Regions from separate parts of the Homo sapiens genome. Here regions 1 and 3 are each linked to region 2. Evidence: chromatin loops called from intact Hi-C (ENCODE). Cell type or tissue: A673. All regions are shown on one strand.

Region 1 (5,000 bases), 58 kb before region 2:
CAGCCTCCCAAGTAGCTGGGATTATAGGCACACGCCACCATGCCTGGCTAATTTTTTTTTTTTTTGTATTTTTAGTACAGATGGGGTTTCACCGTGTTGGCCAAGCTGCTCTCAAACTCCTGACCTCAGGTGATCCACCTGCCTCGGCCTCTCAAAGTGCTGGGGTTACATGCATTAGCCACCACGCCTGGCCAGGGTCAGCAGTTTTTAAACCTTTATGATAGTTTCTGTCAAAAGCTTTTAACCTATAAAACAGGTAAGAGAGGAGCAGCTCTGGCTGAGTGGGGTAGGAGCCCTGGTGCCCTGAGTGCGTTCTCCCCAGCATCCCTCGGCCAGCTTGTGGGAGCTCTGTTCCATGCAACACAATCTGAAATTCCACCACGTGACAAGCACACTGCCCTGTGGGCCAGCAGGTCCACATCAAGGGCCTCGGGTCTCATCAGCAGCTGTGGATGACCTTGGGCCAGCCTCAGTCTGCCCATTTGGACAACAGAGATAGGAACCCTGGGCTCTGCCCAGAGTCACTGTGAAGTTACAGCCAGGCACTGATGCATCTGAAAGGACTTTTCCAACTGGAACATGGCATCTAAATGCAAGCTTTCTTCCCCATGCTGGTAAATCTCTCTCAGGGATAAGACTTCTTTATAGTCTGCTATTAGGCACCAGGGACGAAGCAAAGCTCTTGGACGGCTTGACTCTGAGAAGAGCTCACTGATAATTTACATGACATTGTCAAGAAGCAGCCAATAGCGTGGCTGCACTGCAGACTCCTGACCAGTGGTTAACAGCATATTTGAAAACAGTGCCTCAGGGACTGGTGATCTCTAGCTTCTTCCTTCCTATCTCAGAAACAAAAGTCTGTGCCAGGTAACGTTCACTAGGAAGCAATGAGGTGTAAACCACATCAGCTGATACCTCTTTTTGTCCAGCAGATACTAAAGATTTAAAATATAACAACAAGGTTCACTTGACGAGATCACTACTCTCTTGTAAACAGGTATATTTGTTCTAAAGAAAGCACTCTGGCACGTTAGGAGTTTAGTTAACTTCACTGGCTGGTTTTCATCACTGTACTATGGTTGTGTGTGATGTCACCACTGGGGAGCCAGAGGAAGGGCATATGGCACTTGCTGGATTATTTTAACAACTCCTTTTGAGTCTGAAATTATTTCAAAATTAAATACTAAAAAAGAAATTAGTTGGTAATGTTCATCAAAAGCTTAAGAATAGTCTCACCCACTTCTAGGAACCTAGTGACACGTTATTAGACAACGATACACAAAGATGTTCATTGCAATGTAACTAACACCGCCCACTCCTAGGAACCTAGGTGACAGATTATTAGACAATATACAAAGATGTTCATCACAGTGTAACTGACAAATGCAAAAAAAAACAAAAACCAAAAAACCAAAACCCATAGGAATGGCCAAAATGCTCAGCAATAGGAGAAGGGTTACAAAGAAGATGAAATATTATCTGGTCATTAAAAGTCATATATAAAGTTTGTTTTTTTTTTTTTTTTTTTGAGACAGAGTCTCACTCTGTGGCCCAGACTGGAGTGCAGTGGTGCAATCTCAGCTCACTGCAACCTCTGCCTCCCAGGTTCAAGCCTCCCAAGTAGCTGGGATTACAGGTGCCCGCCGCTACCACATCTGGTTAATTCTTGTATTTTTAGTACAGACAGGGTTTCACCATGTTGGCCTGGCTGTTCTCAAACTCCTGACCTCAGGTGATCTGCCTGCCTCAGCCTCCCAAAGGGCTGGGATTACAGATGTCAGCCACCGCACCTGGCCTATATAATAATTTTTTAATGGCATGAGAAAATGCTCTTAAAATGTTCTCACTTATGAGTGGGAGCTAAACAACGGGTAAACATGGACATACTGAGTGGAAACACAGACACTGGGGATTCCAGAAGGTGACACGGTGGGAGGGGTGGGGGATTAAAGCTTCCCTATTGGGTACAATGTTCACTATTTGAGTGGAAGGTCCACTAAAAGCCCAGACGGATGTCATCACTGCAATATAGCTGCACATCAGAAACCCGCACTTGTACCCCCTAAATATATACATATTTAAAAAAGAAAATGCTCTTAAAAATGTTTTTCAACATTTTCAGCAGAATACAGTGCTGCTGCAGCTTGATTTCAGCTATCATTTGGAGGAGATTCTTACAACGTAAGCGCCCTGAGGGCAGTGCCTAGTCAGCTCCATTCACCGCAGGGCCTCCTACATCTAGAAATGAGTGGCACACGGGAGGTGACCCATAAGTTGCATATTGTTGATTCAATCTAGGGATTGTAAAATTATGAGTAATTTTTATGTACTGTTTTAAAAACCTCCTACAAAGAATGGGCAAGGCTTCTATACCCAGGAAAAAAATAATAAACTTGCTTTCAAAGGCTTCTAAAAGGGTATATTCCTCCTGTTTTTGGAGATATTTGCTCTTTCTCAGGAGTGGGGAGAGAGGTACCAGCAGGGGCGCTAGGCACCTCCTGAAGCTCAATGGCCTTATAGCCACTGGGTGACGCTGCTGCTGCTGAGTGGGTATTGCTGGGTCATTTTGATGTCACTGAGAATAAATGGAGAGTGGAGAGGGCCAGGGGACCAGGATGGCAAAATCAACAACAGCTAACATCCAATTTCCAGTGCCTCTGCCTCTTTTTTTATACAGTCAGTGCATGCTTTGTGAAGGTGACTACTTCCCTGCAGCCTGAGATGTCACCTCATTACCTGTACAATAAACGGTCCGTGCCATGGTGGCTGCGATGATGCTAGCGAGCCCCGTGCCGGCCCCGAGCTCCAGCGCTGTACATCCTCGGAAGAGGTCCTGTCGGAACAGGATGTAGTCTGCCAGGAGCAGGGCGCCCCGCCACACCTGGAGGGAAGAGGACAAGGAGCGACAAGCAGCGTGAGGCTCTGCAGGGACCCATCAGGGCCACAGGAAGCGGACAAGACCTACCCACCTGCTTGCCAACATCCTCCAGGGGCGTGGCCATGGTGTGCTCTGGATGGGACAGAAACCAAGAGAAATGCCCACTGTGAAATGGGGATGGACAGAAAACCACAAGACAGGACAGTGTGGCAACCGCCAGCACGGTCAGATGGGCGTCAGAGGTTGGAATGAGGCGTTCTAGAGAGCAGCAGAAACACAGGCTGTGCTACTGGTTAGGAGGCGACTTTTGAGCACCACTCAGAGGATGGGAGCTTTTTGGAATGGGGCTCACACTCTTTCATGTAACTGGGTATCTCTGCCCTACAGCCCAAGGCTAGGGAGGGTCACAATTAGGTTTTCACGCAATTTAATTGCACCCACATGCAGTGCACTACTTTTTTCATGACCAATAATTGCAAAGTTACAATCATAATATATTAATTTATATACTACTAATAATCACAATTCATTCAAAAGTATTTTCTTATACTGAGAAACATACTTAACTTCATTATTTTCTCATACTTAGAAATCTACATTAGAAGTTAACAAAAAAATAAGTTTAAATTTACATCCTTTTTAAAAACGTTGAAAAGTAGTATAAGTATTCTCAAGTGCAAAATATAATATATTTTGTATTTATAATATACCCTAATAGGATCAAATTCTGGTGGAGGGGGGAACACAATGGAAATATAAGATCAAGGAGAAAAGGAATGAAGCAAAGCATTTTTTGTTGTTAAGTAAGAACTTGCTTGTCTAAGAGCTCCCGAGGAGGGAAAATAACTTGCTCAAGTATTTTTAAGTGAGATGGTAACAGCTATCGCCAATCGCTCTGTCTGTCCCCGAACCAGGAAAGAAATCGACTGTGTAGGGTCCTCTTGGGCACCTGGGCCACTGTTCTCTGAGGGCTCCTCCTGGGAAAATCTGGCCAAAGATTTCAGCCCTATGGGCAGTTAGAATCTGATCTCTGAATAAAGTGACTAATGGGTTGTCCACCAGCATCTTGGCTAGATTTGACATGGTGGCTTACAAGGCACTTTTAATAAAACATGTTCCTTTCAGAAGGGCTTCAGATTGCTACGTCCTAACACGTAGTCACCTGGTTTGAAACTGGAACAGAAATACACCTGCCGAACCACCTGATGCAAAGTTCCTTCACTGAACCAACATTCACTAGACAGACACATTCTGTGAGCAAGCCCTGGGTGCCACTGAGATTCTACCTGATTGGCTCACATGTATATTACAGAGAAAGACACTGACTAAGGTTCAGCATTACTGTTTGTAAAGTTAATAGAAAAAAAAGCACCTTCTCTGCATGAGGCACTGGGCTAAATGCTTTCTCATTTAATCCTCAAAATCACCCAATGACAGCTTCGAGTATTATTGGATGAGGAAAAGGTGGCTGGGTGAGGTTAGCAGGCTGTGGTCACAGAGAGGGTGAGTGGCAGATGCGGGGTTCCAAGTCAGGTCATCTGCAGTTTTCTGTCTCTTTCTGTTTTGAGACAGGGTCTCACTCTGTCATCTACGCTGGAGTGTGGTGGCACGGCCAAGGCTCACTGCAGCCTCCACCTCCCAGGCTCAAGTGACCCTGCCACCTAAGCCTCTCGAGTAGCTGGGGCTACAGGTGCATGCCTCCATGCCAGGCTAAATTTTTTTAGTTTTGTAGTTTTTGTAGAGATAGGGTCTCAGCATGTTGCCAGGGCTGGTTTCAAACCCTTGGGCTCAAGTGATACACTGCTTTGGCCTCCCAAAGTGGGATCATAGGTGTGAGCCACCGTGCCCGGCCTTTTCTAGCTCTTCAGCCTGCTTGGGGAAGGGAGATGTAGAATCTGAACCATGCCAGGGACACGGTTTAAAAAGCCTGGGGCAGAGCCTCCCAGGATGAAAGGGACAGGGACTCGCTGGGCAGGCTGAAGGCTTGTGTGCTTGTGCGTGGAGGGGAAGGGGTGTCTGTGGTCTACAGACCCCAGGCCCTCTGTGTCAGCGTCCCTGCCCAGTTCCTCTTCCCCAGTCCCACCCATGCCATCTCCTGGGTGTGGCTCGTAGCCTCCTCTCC
Region 2 (5,000 bases):
GGAGTCAGGATTTGAACCCACGTCTTTGCTCGGAGACTCCTGCTCTTTCCATATCCTAACAATACCTCTTGGAGACCATGAAGAGGCAGCCCCCATCCTCCAGGACAGACTCAAGGACACACATATATATATATATAAAATTTTAAAAGCTACTGCCTTACCAGGCATAACAGGGCTGCATAGCTCTGAGCTCTTCCAGAAGTCTCAAAGTCACACTGACAAGGTTAGGAAATAAAGGTGGTGAAATTTCTTCCTTGTAGTAAGTGGATCCTGGGACCTTCTTCTTTTGCCAGAGCTTTTGATGTTCCTGGGGTAAGAGACATCCCCTGCTCTGCGTAAGAGCATTGACCGCTCGGGGCTTCCTGACCTCACAAGCATCATGGAAGACTGCTTTCCCCACTGAGCAGCTCTTTGAACAGCATGATAATGAAGCAGTCACAAACACTTTTTCTGTTTGTTTTTGGTGTGAACATCTTTGCTTCTTTCTGGGGTTGCTTTTCCCTTGACTTGTAGCAAAGCATTTTTGCGTCTAAAATATCTCTGCACTGGGGCACACACGTTTACCATTGATGAAACAATGGCCTGCCAATATTTTATTTTATTTTATTTTTTTGAGATGGAGTCTCACCCTGTCACCCAGGCTAGAGTGCAGTGGCACAATCTCAGCTCACTGTGACCTCCGCCTCCCAGGTTCAAGCGATTCTCCTGCCTCAGCCTCCCAAGTAGCAGGGATTAGAGGCCTGTGCCACCAAGCCCAGCTAATTTTTGTGTTTTTAGTAGAGACGGGGTTTCACCATGTTGCCCAGGCTAGTTTTGAACTTCTAACCTCAGGTGATCCACCTGTCTCAGCCTCTCAAAGTGCCGGGATTACAGGTGTGGGCCACCACACCCAGCCAACATTTTAATATTACTAGTAATTCCGTGTAATAACCACAGGTATCATCTATTGAGTTCCTACTGTATGCCATCCAAGACGTGGTACTGTGTGGATGGTGTCACTCCTAAAAAGATATGCTCATGTACTAAGCCCCAGTACCTGCGAATGTGACTTATTCAGAAAGAGCATCTTTGCAGGTGTAATTCAGACTCTCGAGATGAGATAATCTTGGACTAACTTGGTGGGCCCTAAATCCTATGACAAATGTCCTTATGAGAAGGGGAGAAGGTGGCCACGTGTGGATGGAGGTAGGGATTGGAGTGACATAGCCACAAGCCAGGGAGCATCACAGATTGCCAACGGCTCCCAGGACATAAGAGAGGCGGGGAAGGATTCTCCCCTAGAACCATCAAAGGGAACACAGTCCCATTGATATCTTGATTTTGTACTTCTGGCCTCCAGAACTGTAAGAGACTAAATTCCTGTTGCTTGGAAGCCACCCAGTTTGCCTTCATGTGTTACAGTGGCCACAGGAAATACATACCACCACCTGATCTAAGAACAAGGCCCCCCCACCGCCACTGCCCACCTATTTTTCTGCATCCTCACACTTATTTCCTCTGTGACACGTCACAGCCTGCAATGATCTTTGTTTCCTTGCTTCCTGTCTACTCTGTCTCCTGTGCCCATCTGTGAACTCCATGAGGGCAGTGGCCTTGTTCGATGAGGTGTCCCCAGGCCCTAGGACAGGGCTTGGCCCTCACTGGGGACCCAAAGGCATTTGTTTCTGAATGAATGCATGCGCTCAGGATTGAGTTCAGTGCTTTTGAAAACACTGCCGGTGGCATGCCTGTAATCTCCGCACTTTGGGAGGCCAGGGTGGGTGGATCACTTGAGGTCAGGAGTTCAAGAGCAGCCTGACCAATATGGTGAAATGCCGTCTCTACTAAAAAAAATACAAAAATTCGCCAGGAGGGATGGCGGGCGCCTATAGTCCCAGCTCCTCAGGAGGCTGAGACAGGAGAATTGCTTGAACCCAGGAAGTGGAGGTTGCAGTGATCTGAGATGGCACCATTGCATTCCAGCCTGGGTGACAGAGCGAGACTCAATCTCAAAAAAAAAACAAAAAACAAAAAACAAAATCAAAAAAGAAAAAAGAAAACATTGCCAATCAGGAAAACAACCCTGCAGGGAGGTCTTAGGTCTTAAATATTTTTTACAAATGAGGAAATGAGGGCTCACAGAGGTGAAGGGACTTACCTAAGGTCACATGGTGAGTAAGAGTGTCTGGCTGGCCTCAGACCCAAGATCCTTCTCTCCCAAGAACATCAACAGGGAATGACAGAACTGAGGTGGAAATCCAAGGTTCAGGAAGTTTGCTTTTGAGTCCAGCGCAGTAGCTGTCCCCACATCATCCCTCTCTAGCTGTTAAAGGCAGACACCTTTCACAGCTGCAGGGGCTGTGGGAGAAGGAAAGGGCCAATTAGATCTGCAGAGTAGAGGGAAGGGAAGTGGCTTTCGTTGAGGGCTTGAGCCCAAGTCATCTGCTATGGTCCTCATGTCAAGATGAATATGGTCCAGTTCCATTTTTCAAATGAGAAAATTGAAGCTCATTGAGGCAGCTCCTCTGAAGTCACATGGCTAGTAAGAACCACGCTCAGGTCTGACTCTAAATACTCCATGCTTTCCTTTAAAATTTACTGCCTCAAATGGAAGGTCTATGATCATGTGGACTTAGCCTGGCATCTCTGAATTGACACATGGCTGTCTGAGTCTCTTAAGGCACCACTTTCACCTGACATTACAGCAATTTATGTCTACATGTGAACTTCCTTTCTGAATTATAAGTTCCAAGGAGGTGGGATTTATGTCTGATCCAACTTTGTACCTCTACAATACCCATCCCAAAATAAAGCACCTATTAGATGCTCAGTAAATGCTCAATTTCCTTCCTTCCTTCCTTCCTTCCTTCCTTCCTTCCTTCCTTCCTTCCTTCCTTCCTTCCTTCCTGCTCTCATTCATTAACTCAGCCATCCATTGCACAGGGAGCATGTACTACATTCTAGGTTCTGTGTTGCAAGTTATTGGGCATTCAGGGATGTGCAAGAATACATCACAAGAAAGAAGAAATTTTCCAGGTCCTGCTGGCCTTTGATTCCTGCCACCTCTGTCCTGCTCCATCATATCCTTTCCCGCTTGCCAGTGCCTGGGAGAGCCCCTGGCCCCTGCCAGTTCCCTCCAGCCAGAGACCAGTGGGGACACCCCTGCAGTTCAAGTTGGGGTTTATTACTCAGTGCAGCAAAGGAGAACACACTCCATGGGGAGCTGTGGGGTGTCTCAGCAAGAGGTTGCCAGGAAGGACTTACGGGATTCGGGCTTTGATGGGGTGTCTTTGGAGGGTCTGAGGATGTGGAGGTTTGTTCTGGACTGGGTAATATCAGGAAGTGGAGACAATTCTGTGACCAAATATCTCCATCTTATCTATAGGGAGGCAGACTGGCTGTGATTGAGAAAGCAGGGACAGTCATATGAGCTGGGAGAAGGAGGCGTTTGATATTTTGTGGGTGGCACAGAGACCTTGTTTACACCTCTGCTTGGGCAGCCTGTGAGGTGCCCTTGCTGGGTCTCATTGTATTGTGGTCTCAGATGACCTCGTCTGATGTCGGAGTTCCAAGAGATTATATCCAGCAGAACACCGCAGTCTAGCTATGAGCGCCATGCCAGTTCCCAGAAGCTGGAAACTGTTTCTTTCTTTCTCTCCATCACAGGAGTTCATTAGAGGCTTGTTGATGAATGGGAATCAGGTCTCCCGGCCTGAGAGATCTGTGTTTGGTTGTAACAGGCTTTCCACATTACCAAAAGGTTTACAAGATTTCATGCATATTATTTCATTTAGATAGCCCAATACCAAGCTGAGAAACAATAACAATGAACACTTGTATTAGGTTTATGATGTGACAAGCACCATTTTAAGAAGTTTGTCCATTTTACCTCTTCCTCAGTACACAATCCTGTAAAGTGCATACTCTTAGTATTCCCATTTAGCTGATGAGAAAACTGAGGCTTGAAGGTTATAAAGTAACTTGCCTACAGACCCTCAGCTGGAAGTGATAGGGCTGACATTGGAACCCTGGTGAGCATAGGTGGCAGGTGTTGCATCATTGTTTACTGAAACAATAAACGGAGAAGTGTGGTGACCAGTTGTCCTGGTTTATCCTGCCTGGTCCCTGTAGACACCTATGGTCATGGTAGATAATTTAATACAGTTGATGATTGTTTGATTCTCAAAAGTGTGATTTGGATGGTCAATCATACGGGTACTCTGTCAACATGCGTGCAAGAGAGGAACTGTCTGCGACTTATTTATTTTTGTCTTCATACCAGTGCTCAGTGTGGAGCTAGACTCACAGCAGACACTCTTAATATGTTTGCTGAATTTAATAAGTTCTAGATCAGTGGGCAGGTGTTTTTACTCTTATTTTGCCAATGAGGCTCAGAGTGGTCCAGTCATTTGTCCAAAGTCACACAGCTTGTATGTCACAGACTCTTTTTCAGTGGTCTTTTGACTGTAACCCCTCACTCTGAAACTACATATCCACCACTTCCCAAGTAACCCAGCCCCCACAAAATTGGTGATGATGATTATTTTCATCATATCCACATTCCAAAGGGGACTATCTTCCCCAAGTGCATTCAGAGATGTGGCTAGCGATGGGAGCATTTCTAAGTAGAACAGAACTTGGAATCAATATTCATGTTCCAAAGCCACAATCCTGGGAAAAAAATGTAGCAAAGAATAGGGCACACACACAAAGAAAGCTAAACCAAATTTCAGCAGGAGATTTTATAGCTCTCTCCTGGGTGGCTTGCTCTTACCCAGGCGTTTAATCGAATGTGGACATCAAGGCAGCTTGCAGCACGACTGGGAAACTCACATGGGGCTGCCATGGCTGCACCAACTCTGGGAAACCTCATTAATTTCTGAACGAGAAATGATTTCCTTTCTTGGCCACAGTCTGAGATGATGGTGTGTGGGGGGATGGATTTTAAAGGACTAGGTTTTTGCATGAGCTGTGGTACTTCCCTGCCCAAGACTTTTCCCTGAAAAAGAAAGAAAGAAAGA
Region 3 (5,000 bases), 470 kb before region 2:
ATACACAGCCGTTATATCAAATCCACCTTAAAAAGTTGAGCTCAGGGCCGGGCGCGGGAGCACACGCCTCTAATCCCAGCGCTTTGGGAGGCCGAGGCAGGCGGATAACCTGAGGTCAGAAGTTCAAGACCAGCCTGACCAACATGGGGAAACGCCATCCCTACTAAAAATACAGATTAGCCAGGTGTGGTGGTGGACGCCTGTAATCCCAGCTCCTTGGGAGGCTGATGCAGGAGAATGGCTTGAACCTGGGAGGTAGAGGTTGCAATGAGATAGCGCCATTGCACTCCAGCCTGGGCAGAAAAAAAAAAAAAAAAAAAATCAAAAAAATCTGAGCTTCGTTGGGCGTGGTGGCTCACGTCTGTAATCTCAGCACTTTGGGAAGTTGAGGCAGGAGGATTGCTTGAGCCCAGCCTGGGCAACATGGGGAGACCATATCTCTACAAAACAATACAAAAACTAGCCGGGCATGGTGGCATGCGCCTGTGGTCCCAGCTACTCGGGAGGCTGAGGTGGGAGGATCACTTGAGCCCAGGAAGCAGAGGCTACAGTGAGCTGAGATGACTCCACTGCACTCCAGTGTGGGCAACAGAGCAAGACCCTGTCTGAATTAAAAAAAAGAAAAGAAAAAGAAAAAGGGAGGTGGAGCTTTCATAGCATATGGAAAGAGCTGGACATGGTGGCTCATTCCTGTAATCCCAGCACTTTGAGAGGCTGAGGCGGGCAGATCACTAGAGGTCAGGAGTTCGAGATCAGCCCGGCCAACATGGTGAAACCCCGTCTCTACTGAAAATACACAAAATTAGCCGGGCATGATGGCATGTGCCTGTAATCCCAGCTACTTGGGAGGCTGAGTCAGGAGAATCGCTTGAACCTGGGAGGCGGAGGTTGCAGTGAGCCGAAGTTGCACCACTGCACTCCAGCCTGGACAACAGAGTGAGACTCTGTCTCAAAAACAAAAATAAACAAACAAACAAGCAAAAAATGGAAAGAACAATAGGGGGCTTCTTCTAACCCCTCTCACCAGCTTCTAGTTCCACCCCCAGGAGAATAGTGAGGAGAAGGAATGTGGTTTCCAGATAAAATGCAGGACACCCAGTTACATTTGAATTTCAGATAAGCAGCCAATTTTTTTTTAGTGTAAGTATCTCCCACACAATATTTTACCTATTAAAAAAATACTAAAAAAATTGTTCATTGTTTTTCTGAAATTCACATTTCACTGGGCATCCTGTATTTTTATTTGCTAAATTTGGCCACCCTAACTGGGTAGTGGGCATGGTGTCTGCAGATGGAGTTGGTGCCCATGGAAACCATGAAAGGAAGCAAAACTGAGTGGACAAGAGCAGTGCATGGTCATGAGGAGCACAGACTTCCTGGGTTTAAATCCTGCTCTGAAATCGACTTGCTGCGTGATCTTGGATACGTTATTGGCCTCAGTTTCTTCATCTTTATTTTTTTTTAGTTATTTATTTACTTGTTTATTTTTGAGACAGAGTCTTGCTCTGTTGCCCAGGCTGGAGTCCAGTGGTGCGATCTCGGCTCACTGCAATCTCTACCTCCCGAGTTCCAGTGATTCTTCTGCCTCAGTCTCCCGAGTAGTTGAGACTACAGGCACACGTCACCACGCCCGGCTAATTTTTGTATTTTTGATAGAAATGGGGTTTCACCATATTGGCCAGGCTGGTCTTGAACTTCTGACCTCGTGATCCGCCCGCCTCGGCCTCCCAAAGTGCTGGTATTACAGGTGTGAGCCACCGCGCCCGGCATCTTCGTCTTTAAAATGGGGAGAATGACAATACCTGTTTTATAGGGCTGTCACGATAAGTCAGTGAACTGTGCTGGGCACAGTGGCTCACACCTGTAATCCCAGCACTTTGGGAGGCTGAGGCGGGTGGATCACCTGAGGTCATGAGTTCAAGGCCAACCTAGCCAATATGGTGGAATCCCGCCTCTACTAAAAATACAAAAATTAGCCTGGTGTGGTGGTGCACACCTGCAATCGCAATTACTTGCGAGACTGAGCCAGGAAAATCGCTTGAACCCGGGAGGTGGAGGTTGCAGTGAGCTGAGATTGTGCCACTGCACTCCAGCCAACAGAGCAAAACTCAATCTCGAAAAAGAAAAAAAGTCAGTGAACTGATATTTGTAAAGCTCCCAAGCATCGCGTAAGTGCCGGTAGGGGCTGATGATGCTACCTGTATCCCCTCGCTCACCTGAGCTCACCTGCAGCTGCAGAAGAGATGGTTTCCAGTTGACTCAGCACTTCCTATTTCAGGGGCCCGAATTGCTCCGCTTCTCCACCTGGGGGCGCTCTTCAGCTCAACCAAACACAGGCTCACCCTGGAAATGTCGGGGGAGTTCCAGTACGGAGGGCCACCTCAACCAGTCACGTTAGGAGTTGTTTGGATAAAAGCCTCAGGCTCCCCACCCTCCACTGGGGCTTCATGACATATACTCCTCACGGTCTCCCAGAGGAGCCCCATTTGCGCACAATAATCTGCACCTTTTGCTGGTTCTGGCCTTCCTGTACCCTTCGCTCCCTCTCCCTCCCAGTGATTCCTGACATCATCTCCCAGGGCTGGGACTAAGACCAGGCAAGCAAAGCATCACGAGGGTGAAATGAGCTGGGTGCAGTGGCTCAGGCCTGTGATCCCAGCGCTTTAGGAGGCCAAGGTGAGAGGACCACTTGAGGAGTTCGAGACCAGCCTGGGCAACATAGCGCGACCCCATCTCTACAAAAAATTAGAAATTTAGCTGGGCGTGGTGATGCACACCTGTGGTCCCAGGAAGGTGAGGCAGGATTGCTTGAGGTGGGAGGTCAAGGTTGCACTGAGCTATGATTTAGCCACTGCACTACAGCCTGGGCGACAGGGAGTGACACTCTGTCTCAAAACAAAACCAAAAGAAGTTTAAAATTTTAAAAACCACTTCAACTGTTGAATGAATAAACATAGATGGTATACCCACACGATGGATTATTATTCAACTATAAGAAGGAACAAAGCATTGATGCATACTACAACATGAAACAGCCTCAAAAACATTATACTCAGCCAGGCCGGTGGCTCACGCCTATAATCCTAGCACTTTGGGAGGCCAAGGAGGGAGGATCTCTTGAGGTCAAGAGTACAAGACCAGCCTGGCCAACATGGTGAAACCCTGTCTCTACAAAAAATACAAAAAACAAATTTAAAAAATTAGCCCGGTGTGGTGGTGCATGCCTGTAGTCCCAGCTACTCTGGAGGCTGAGGCAGGAGGATCTCTTGAGCCAGGGAGGCAGAGCTTATAGTGAACCAAGAGTGTGCCACCACACTCCAGCCTGGGCAATGGGAGAGAAACCCTGTCTCAAAACACAAAAACGAAAAACTTTATGTTTAGTGAAAGAAGCCAGACACAAAAAGTCACATATTGCATGATCCCATTTCTGTGAATCATCCAGAATAGAATGTAAACGAATATACAGAAAGCAGATTAGTGGTTGTCGGGGGCTAGGGAGCAGGATGAATGAGGAGTGACTGCTTACTCGACACAGGGTTTCCTTTTGGGTGCCGAAAATGTCTTGGAACTAGATAGAGGTGGCGTGGGTGGTTGCACAGCATTGTGAATATACTCAGTGCCATTACATTGTTGACTTTAAAATAGTTAATGGTTAATTTTATGTTGTGCGAGTTTCACCTCAATAAAAACTATTTATTTATTTACTTATTTATTTATTTTTGAAGATGGGGTCTCCCTCTGTTGCCCAGGCTGGAGTGCAGTGGTATCATCATAGCTCACTGCAACCTCAAACTCTTGGGCTTGGGTGATCCTCCTGTCTCAGCCTCCTGAGTAGCTGGGACTACAGGCACATGTCACCATGCCCAGCTAATTTTCTTTAATTTTTATAGAGATGGCTGGGGGCGGGGGGGAGGGTCTCCCTATGTTGCCTAGGCTGGCCTCAAACTTCTGATCTCAAGGGATCCTCCCACTTCAGCCTCCCAAAGGGCTGGGATTGCAGGCATGCATGAGCCACTGCGCCCATTCTATATATATACACACACACACACATATTATACATATGATATATCATATGTATAAGAGATGTATACATATGATATATATTATATATGTGTATTGTATATATAATGCACCCATTCTATATATATATACACACACGCACACATATTTTATATATATATATAATATGTATACATATTATATATATATATATATATACACACACACACATATATAAAAGCTGAGTGTCTTTTTTCTCACTGCCCTGGACCTGGAATCCTTGGCCCAGTGCTGGAACTCATTGTGGGATCATCCACCTTGCATCTCCTCCAGGGAGCGGAGGTCTGTTCAGTCCTAACAGCCATGTGCCCTTTAATTCCTAAACCACAAAGAGGACAATTTGTGCTTATTTATTGAAGCCCTAGCCTGTGTAAGGCCCTGTGCCAGACTCTCTAGAGGGACTTTCTCATTCAATCCTCTTACCTCCTCTTACTTCTACACCTCACCCGTTTAATTTTTCTTCACCATGCTCCCCACCAGCTGGCCTTACGTTGTACATATAGATTTGTTCATTATTGTCTTTCCTCGCCAGAATGTAAGCTTTGTGGGGGCAGGAATTTTGTCTGTGTCATTTACTATCATCTCCCCAGCGCCTGGCACTGATCAGATGAAGGAATCTTGCCAGGTAGGCCTTAGCACCCCCATTTGACAGATGGGGGGATGCAGGCTCAGCGATTTGCCAACATCCTGTGATTAGTAAGTAGCAGAGACTGAATTTAAACTCAGGGGCTCCTGGGGGCACAGCCCACGCTGCAGGGAGCTTTCCCTCATCAGCTTCCTCTACATTGCTGGGATGAGTTTGAAGTCTGAAAATTAAAGGCATAAAGGCGATGACTCATCTCTTAGACAAAGAAGAGGAAAATCAGGGCCCAGAGCTGAGTCATCATTTCCACTTCCCACTATGCTGACTCATTCAGACCTCCGGCTCTTGCTCTCCCAGA

Evidence for each region. Hi-C counts contacts between places; a loop is a spot of excess contacts. Peaks named below come from ENCODE experiments on the same cell type or tissue, not always from the same donor. Only the 100,000 strongest peaks of a DNase experiment are listed, where the experiment ranks them.
Region 1: a loop joins it to region 2, with 2.6 times the contacts of the local background. A loop is called at or near these places in 44 of 110 quality-filtered maps.
Region 3: a loop joins it to region 2, with 4 times the contacts of the local background. A loop is called at or near these places in 3 of 110 quality-filtered maps.

The regions. Positions count from the first base shown.
Region 1 is chr16:8,633,049-8,638,048 of GRCh38, reverse strand. METTL22 (methyltransferase 22, Kin17 lysine) reads right to left here. Exons shown (of 11, transcript NM_024109.4): 4 at 2,970-3,010; 5 at 2,737-2,881. Among named protein-coding and RNA genes, the nearest start is that of METTL22, 14 kb to the right of the region's middle. In A673, CTCF peaks have their summits at 2,272 and 2,480 (motif pointing right); a DNase peak (open chromatin) is centred at 2,528; H3K27ac peaks cover 1,621 bases.
Region 2 is chr16:8,574,592-8,579,591 of GRCh38, reverse strand. The region is part of intron 2 of TMEM114 (transmembrane protein 114); the gene reads left to right. Among named protein-coding and RNA genes, the nearest start is that of TMEM114, 13 kb to the left of the region's middle. In A673, no CTCF peak of the experiment used is centred here; DNase peaks (open chromatin) are centred at 2,801, 2,931, 3,251, 4,711 and 1 weaker place; H3K4me3 peaks cover 3,740 bases; H3K27ac peaks cover 5,000 bases.
Region 3 is chr16:9,047,916-9,052,915 of GRCh38, reverse strand. No RefSeq gene overlaps it. Among named protein-coding and RNA genes, the nearest start is that of HAPSTR1, 41 kb to the left of the region's middle. RefSeq lists enhancers at 1,550-2,340, 2,341-3,133, 4,810-5,000, 4,557-5,000. In A673, a CTCF peak has its summit at 2,307 (motif pointing right); a DNase peak (open chromatin) is centred at 4,905; H3K27ac peaks cover 794 bases.